2 separate regions of the Homo sapiens genome follow, and region 1 is linked to region 2. Evidence: chromatin contacts called from ENCODE Hi-C or POLR2A ChIA-PET data. All regions are on one chromosome and are shown on one strand. Each heading gives the region's core, a stretch centred on a gene start or an enhancer-like site at or near the end of the contact. The rest is flanking DNA. Distances are from core to core; before and after follow the strand shown. Region 1 overlaps ENTPD1 (ectonucleoside triphosphate diphosphohydrolase 1). Region 2 overlaps PDLIM1 (PDZ and LIM domain 1).

Region 1 (3,474 bases), core at 148-2,647, 550 kb after region 2:
GTTCTTTTTTTTTTTTTTTTGATTGTAGAAAAGATCAGTGTAGCAATTTGACCATTTGCCAAATTACCCATAAGATAGGGTAGGCATTAAAAACCCAGGGACACTGAAGTCAGGAAATCCAGCTTCTTGTATCCTGGATCTTTCTTGGAACAGCCTGTCACATATGACATCTAATGATGTAGCACCAGCTGCTCACAAATACAAGTTCCTTAGAGTATATAGACATTATGGGGCCACTAAAAATGTCTTATATGGCTTGCTGCCAGCATTTTCAGCACTGTCTCTCACCAGCAGCCACTCTCTAACTGTTTGCCCTAGCCAAGCTCAGAGACATGGGGACTCCTATGAGCTCCATTGTCTTGTGTAGAGAATGGGGCTAACTGTAGAGTGTGAAGGCCTGGGGAGAAAAACTCAGGCTGTGTTTCCTAGTCACCCCAAGACCTTGTGGACCCAGGAAGTAGCAGTTCCAGAGACCAATTGCTATATGGCTTTCTGCATGCCCACTGCCTTTGTCTTGCTGTTGTCGCAGGAAACATCTGGTGTACATCCAGTGCACCCAGAGCCTTTTGGAAAACACCTATCGGCCTCAGTACTCTTTTCCCTCAGGCTGGCAGACAATGAGGAAGGAGGAGAGAGAGCTACCCATTGGAGGAGGAAGTAAAGCTGGAGGCTGGGGTAGTGGCAAGATATGAGCATTCAGGTCTACAAAGCTTCAAGTCTCTCATTACTTCACTCCATCAGGCCAGGACAATCATGGGGGTTTGGCAGGAGTGGCGTTGCAGGGAGTTTAGGCCTAAGGGAGTGTATGTGTGAGGCACAAAGTAATAAGGACTGGACTTTGTTACCTGAGGTGATGAGGGTGACAGGCCCACATGGATAAATTAGGAAACAGGCAACAGGTTCTATAGCTGCATATCAGAGACTCACAGAGTGGAAATCACTTTGATGAGGGCAGAGCAGCAGCCCAAATGACCGGATACCCACTGTGGAAGTCATCCCCTCATCACTTTTTCATTCCCAAGACTCAGCTCTTCTCTGACTCTGTTACTTTGTTGGCAACTCCCGTTGCAGTGTCTGGGCAATTTCTCTCAGTTGTTACAACTTGCATTCAAGGGCATCTCTTGTTCCAGGCCAACTCTATTGATCTCTGAAAAAATGGGAGGTAGAACAGTGTTCAAGCATTCAGATAAACCTACCTTCCAATCATAGTTCTGCTTCTTACTAGCTGTCCCACCTTAGGCAGGTAAGTTAACTTATCTGAATGTCAGTTTTCCCGCTTGTAAAATGCAGTTGGTATTAGTACTTAATTTAAAGCTTTGTTATGAGGATTAAATGAGATAATGCAAGTCCAGCCTATAGTTGACTTTGGCTTAAGCAGCAGTTGTTGGAACAATCTGTTGTGGCCAAGATCATAAGGTCTCAGGACACAAGGTTGGCCACAAAACCAACCCAGCAACTTATGAAGCAGAAACCATCTGTGGTAACTTTTCTCAGAAGGTGGCTATGTAAACTGGCCTCATTTGGCTGAAGGAAGTTGGGAGGTGGATAGGTGGGGGAAATAAAAGAAAAGAGAAGAGTTAAATGAGTGTCAATGTCTCCTAATAATTAAGAGCTTAGAATCCCTGGAGTCAGACAGGCTTGTCCTCAAATTCCAGCTCTGTGCTTACCATTTGTGTGACCACGAATATGTTATCAAACTTTTGGACCCCAGTTTTCTCAAGTGCAAAATAGGCTAATGATATCTATGGTGTTGTGATAATTTGATGAACAATGAGTATAAAGTGCTTAGCACAGTGCCTGCTACCCAGTAAGAACATAACAAATGGGGAAGAGGATGATTGTGAGGATGGCAAGCGTTTTTCTTGGCCTAGCATCCAGTGGTGCTGCTCTTGTTATCTAAGGAGGCAGGAAGGAGACAAGAGTGGGCACTTGGTAAAACTGGATGCAGGTGAAAGAGAGGTGTTTATCTGAGGGCCTCATATCTGAGCCTCACTTCTACCTCCTGACCCCTTATGTCCTCCCACCCTGCTACCCAGTGCTTGGGTGCTGCTTAAAGCACTTTGTTCCAAACTCCCTAGGGATGGTTTGCCCCTCCCCTTCCCATAATGACTCAAAACTTCTGTTCATTCTGTTCAGCTTTGCCACAGCCAGGTTTTGGTGAGAAGGACCACACAGCTTCCTTTGACTTTAAGGCCACCAGAGGTATTTCTTTTTAACTCCACCAAATTGGAAATTAGTGGAGCAATAAGCAATGGAGGATGGAGGGTACTTTGAGCACAGAGACTTCCATATTGCCCTGAAAAGGAGCCTGAAAGACAAGGTTGAAGGAGACGCAGGTTCAGTAGGGGAGGGAGAAGGAATGCATATCCCTAGCTTCCGTATTGCACTACCGTCCTTTGCCTGAGAAAGCGAACCCTGGTGTTAGAATCTGAGACTAATGTTGTTCCCCAAGGAGGAAGGCAGCTCAGGACTGGTTCCCACCAAGCCAAGTGCAGTCCTAGATTCTGGCTCCCTGTGCCCACTGTCAGCAGAGAAAGCACCAAATCTAGTGAGAAAAAGTTTCAGCATATCTTAAAATGACAGAAACCACCTTATCCAACCTAGACTTTTCTGCCATGGGAAAAAGATGAAACCTGGAAATCTGGGAAACTTAAAATTTTCAACACCATTTATAAATATAAAAAGCCTCTGGTTACTTGAGTGTTGCACATTTAGATATTTGATTTTGTATGTTGATTACAAATGGAGTTGTGGCCTTGCAAACCATCACAATCATCATTATAATCATTGAATTTATGGTTCATATGGCAGTTTCTTATACATTATTCAATTTACTTTAATCCTCTTAACTCTGTCAAGTAGGTATTACCATTAATCCTCATTTTACAGCTGAGGAAACAAGGTAGAAAAGGTGACTTACTCAAGATCCCAGAGCTAGTAACCTCGAGGTTTTGTTTTGCTCTTTGGTTTTGTTTTCAATTTAGGTAATGAGCTACCAACATTAGAATGATGCATAGAAAGGTGCTGGGCCATGGTCTTTGCATCTTCCAATAAAGCATAATAAGATATATTAATTTCCAGGAAAAGAGTTGAGGGAGAAAAAAGGGGGAATATGATTTATTGATACAACTTTTAGGGAAATTTGATCAGCGTAGTATTCCAAGCTTTATTTTGATCATTTTCAAACCAAAGTTTAATCTGTTAAAATAGACATGCTTCTTTTACTCTGTGTAAACATGAAGCTCCACATATTACAAGAGGGCTTGGAAGGATGGGCCTACTAATTGGTACAGAGCAACAAAGTCTATTTTTTATTTAAAGATATAGGTGTTTTAGGAAGGAGAGGGGATGTTAAAGATAGTATTTGGCTGTATGAAAATATAGAAGTATGAGACTGGCAGCTCTGTAGAGGGCTTTGGGTGAGAGAATACAAAGGAGAGAAAATGAGAAAGACATTGTTGTATGAATATAAGA
Region 2 (3,489 bases), core at 732-3,231:
GCACGGCGACTTGTGCCTGTAGTCCCAACTACTCAGGGGACTGAGGTGGGAAGATCACTTGAGACCAGGAGGTCGAGGAAGCCATGATTGTGCCACTGCACTCCAGCCTGGGTGACAGAGCAAGACCTTGTCTCAAAAAATATAAAAAAGAAAGTATTACTGGCCGGGCGTGGTGGCTCACACTTGTAATCCCAGCACTTTGGGAGGCCGAGGTGAGTGGATCACAAGGTCAGGAGTTCGAGACCAGCCTGGCCAACACAGTGAAACCCCTTCTCTACTAAAAATACAAAAATTAGCTAGGCATGGTGGTGCGCGCCTGTAATCCCAGCTACTTGGGAGACTGAGGCAGGCGAATGGCTTGAACCTGGGAGGTGGAGGTTGCAGTGAGCCAAGATTGTGCCACTGCACTCCAGCCTGGACGACAGAGCTAGACTCTGTCTCAAAAAAAAAAAAAGGTATTATTACAATTAATTTTACCTGCTTTTTTTGTCTTTTCACATTGCTACTAGAGAATTTTAAATTACATTCATGCGTTGCATCATACTTCTATTGGACAGCGATGAAGCAGCAATCACCCATTTACAGATTTACCAAGCTTGTGGACTATCTGCCACTAGCAAGGTACTGAGCTGAGTGCCGAGGAGAAAAGGCTGAAAAAGACAAAGGATCAGCTCTCATGCAAGGCTTCTTTCCTTTCACGAGATGAGTGATTAGTGTCTTGTGTGATGCATGCCAAGAAGGTGTCCCCTGGGTATGGAAGCATAGGAGAGTGGCATCCAAGTCATGCTGGGCAGTCAGGAAGCCTGTCTGGAGGAGGAGGTGGCTCAATCTCGAAAGACAACAGAAATTTATTAAATGTTAAAAGTAATCAAGGGGTGCAGGAAGAGCATACCAAGTCAGAGAAAACAGCTTGATCACAGTCTGCATGACTCTGGCTGAGTTTTTCCTCTTCAAGAAATTTTCTGAAAGCTTAGTAATTAAAGATGGCTACAGAGTTAGACTGTTCCTTCCAATCTTTTCATTTTAGAGGAAGCATGAAAGAGAAACAATCAGATAAATATGGTAGGCATGAAGCACAAAAAATAGGCCAAATCTCAAATTGCTCTCAGCAGTAATTTTTTTTTTTTTTTTTTTTTTTTTTTTTGAGACGTAGTCTCACTCTGTCACCCAGGCTGGAGTGCAGTGACACAATCTCAGCTCACTGCAACCTCTACCTCCCAGGTTCAAGTGATTCTCCTGCCTCAGCCTCCAGAGTAGCTGGAACTGCAGGCATGCACCACTATGCCCAGCGAACTTTTGTATTTTTAGTAGAGACAGGGTTTCACCATGTTGGCCAGGCTGGTCTGAAACTCCTTACCTCAAGTGATCCACCCACTTCAGCCTCCCAAAGTGCTGGGATTACAGGCATGGGCCACCACGCCCGGCAGAGCAGTAAATATTTGTATGTGCCAAATACTGGGGGCAAAAGGGAAGGGCTTCTTTGCCACATAACACAACTGGCACTTAGGGGTGGTAATGCTGACATTCTGTTTCATTCAGTCAGGAAATGAACTCCTCATACAGGCTATATTGAATAGTAATAATGGTCACCTGAAGCTGTTGGTGTTTGGCCTCCCCTGGAAGCAAGATATCTGTATGAAAGACCCACACCTAAGAAGTAATACTGACAAATGTCAGACATTTGATTGGCACATTATCTGAGGAGAGGGATTAGAGAAAGTTCTAAGTATCCATGACTCATCTATTCCTTACAATCAAAATCCAAATCATGACTGTTAATGTCTTTGTAAATGAGTCAGACCTGCTGTGGTTCAGAGACTTTTCATTTTATGTTGATTTCTAAGAATTGCATAGTTTAAGCCACCTTGACTTTTATAAGCGTAGAAACAGATGGGGTTTAAAGTAAGAACTCATTAACTGCCAAAAAATAAAAAAAAGAAATCGAGAGCTTTAACATGACATGATTTTCTGCCTGAACAGTTTCAGTTCTGCTTGTTGTGGCACTACAACAGCTCACGTGCATGAACTGTCCATCGTACATTCTGGCTTCAGAGTCTGTGGTATGAAATCCTGGTACTGATTACAATTCTTACTATTAGAGTATGTACCATGTTAGTGCATTCATAATGAAAGGTCATGAACTATTACCAAGGGTGGTGAGCACTGCTCAAGAATAGATGGTTGCTCCTTTGGAGGAAAGAGGGTTGCTTGGAGTACCCTGTCCGCCTCTCATAACAATCACTTAGTCTCAGTGTCTGGAGGGATGGGGGCACCACTGAGCCCATGAGGGATTAGTCACCAGGAGATAAACTGTGGTGACCTCAGATCTTGACTCAGGACTCGTTCTTAGCAGCCAGGGTCCTCAGTCTCCTCTGTGAGGAGGACACAGTGGCCATGTCCTGGGCTCTCTGCTGCTGCTGGACACTTTCCTGAGGTTGCTGCCCTTCATGAAGGGGAGCAGCTGTGATGTCAGCAACCAGCCTGAAGAGGGACTTACTAGGGAATGTTTCCAAGCCAACTGCTAATGCTCCCACCTATTATTTGGGAAGCATTCATTTCCTCAGATAAGCCTCAGAACAGCCCAATGCAAAGAAAACTTGATTTCATTAAAACAGAGCTAGGGGCCGGGCGCGGTGGCTCACGACTGTAATCCCAGCACTTTGGGAGGCCAAGGCGGGCGGATCACGAGGTCAGGAGATCAAGACCATGCTGGCTAATGTGGTGAAACCCCGTCTCTACTAAAAATACAAAAAAATTAGCCGGGCGTGGTGGCAGGTGCCTGTAATCCCAGCTACTCCGGAAGCTGAGGCAGGAGGATGGCGTGAACCCAGGAGGTGGAGCTTGCAGTGAGCCGAGATAGCGCCACTGCACTTCAGCCTGGGCGACATAGCGAGACTCCGTCTCCAAAAACAAAAAAAAAACAGAGCTAGGTATCTTATATTAGCTTTACAGAAAGAGGATTTCAAGCAAGCTTCGAAGAAATGTAAGAACAGAGCTTGTTAAGATGCAAGTTGCGGGGGAAAGGCCAGTAAATCTGAGAGAAACAAGAAACCCAAAACAAGAAGACAGGCCTCAGAAATCTCATCAGGCTTGAGTAGGAAATGGGACACATAATCAGATAACAGACACCACACTGCTTTGTAGTCTATACATTTATTGAGTAAAAACAAAATCAGTGTCAGACACGTTATATTTGATTGGGTTCAAATTTGGCTGATGTCCAAATGCAGCAGAGAAGAACGGTGGGGCGAAGGGACACAGTGTTGCTGACAAGGTGACACTGAACAAAACAGTTTTCCTTTAATTGTAAAAGCGGGCATCGCACAGCTGGTGTGAGTCAATTAACCAAGGCAGGGAGGGGACTCAATGTTTTACAAGCAGAGGGAAAACCAAAGTAAGCAGAGAACTTTCAAGAGAGGAGAGGGCCAGAACACTGAGAGAAAAAGCTGCAGCAGAGGCCTGCTGGAGAACAGTGGTCAGATCTGCTGG

Evidence for each region. A loop is a pair of places that touch in the nucleus more often than their neighbours do. ChIA-PET counts read pairs that join two places held with the same protein, here RNA polymerase II (POLR2A). Pooled maps may share reads with other maps.
Region 1: a loop to region 2 is called in a pooled map, with 15 times the contacts of the local background. The contact joins two enhancer-like sites. A Hi-C loop is called at or near these places in 3 of 37 single-sample maps with no recorded cell type and 2 of 50 pooled maps. POLR2A ChIA-PET finds 5 or more read pairs at or near these places in 1 of 52 experiments (GM10248).

What each region holds. Positions count from the first base shown.
Region 1 is chr10:95,784,099-95,787,572 of GRCh38, forward strand. The region is part of intron 1 of ENTPD1 (ectonucleoside triphosphate diphosphohydrolase 1); the gene reads left to right. It overlaps ENTPD1-AS1 (ENTPD1 antisense RNA 1), which reads right to left. Exons shown (of 6, transcript NR_038444.1): 5 at 928-1,147. Among named protein-coding and RNA genes, the nearest start is that of ENTPD1, 30 kb to the left of the region's middle. RefSeq lists a silencer at 1,362-1,441. Within about 2 kb of position 1,398, at least 2 of the 41 ENCODE cell types and tissues checked have a DNase peak (open chromatin) inside an H3K27ac peak, as active enhancers do.
Region 2 is chr10:95,234,435-95,237,923 of GRCh38, forward strand. PDLIM1 (PDZ and LIM domain 1) reads right to left here. Exons shown (of 7, transcript NM_020992.4): 7 at 3,138-3,489. Among named protein-coding and RNA genes, the nearest start is that of ACSM6, 42 kb to the left of the region's middle. Within about 2 kb of position 1,982, at least 7 of the 41 ENCODE cell types and tissues checked have a DNase peak (open chromatin) inside an H3K27ac peak, as active enhancers do.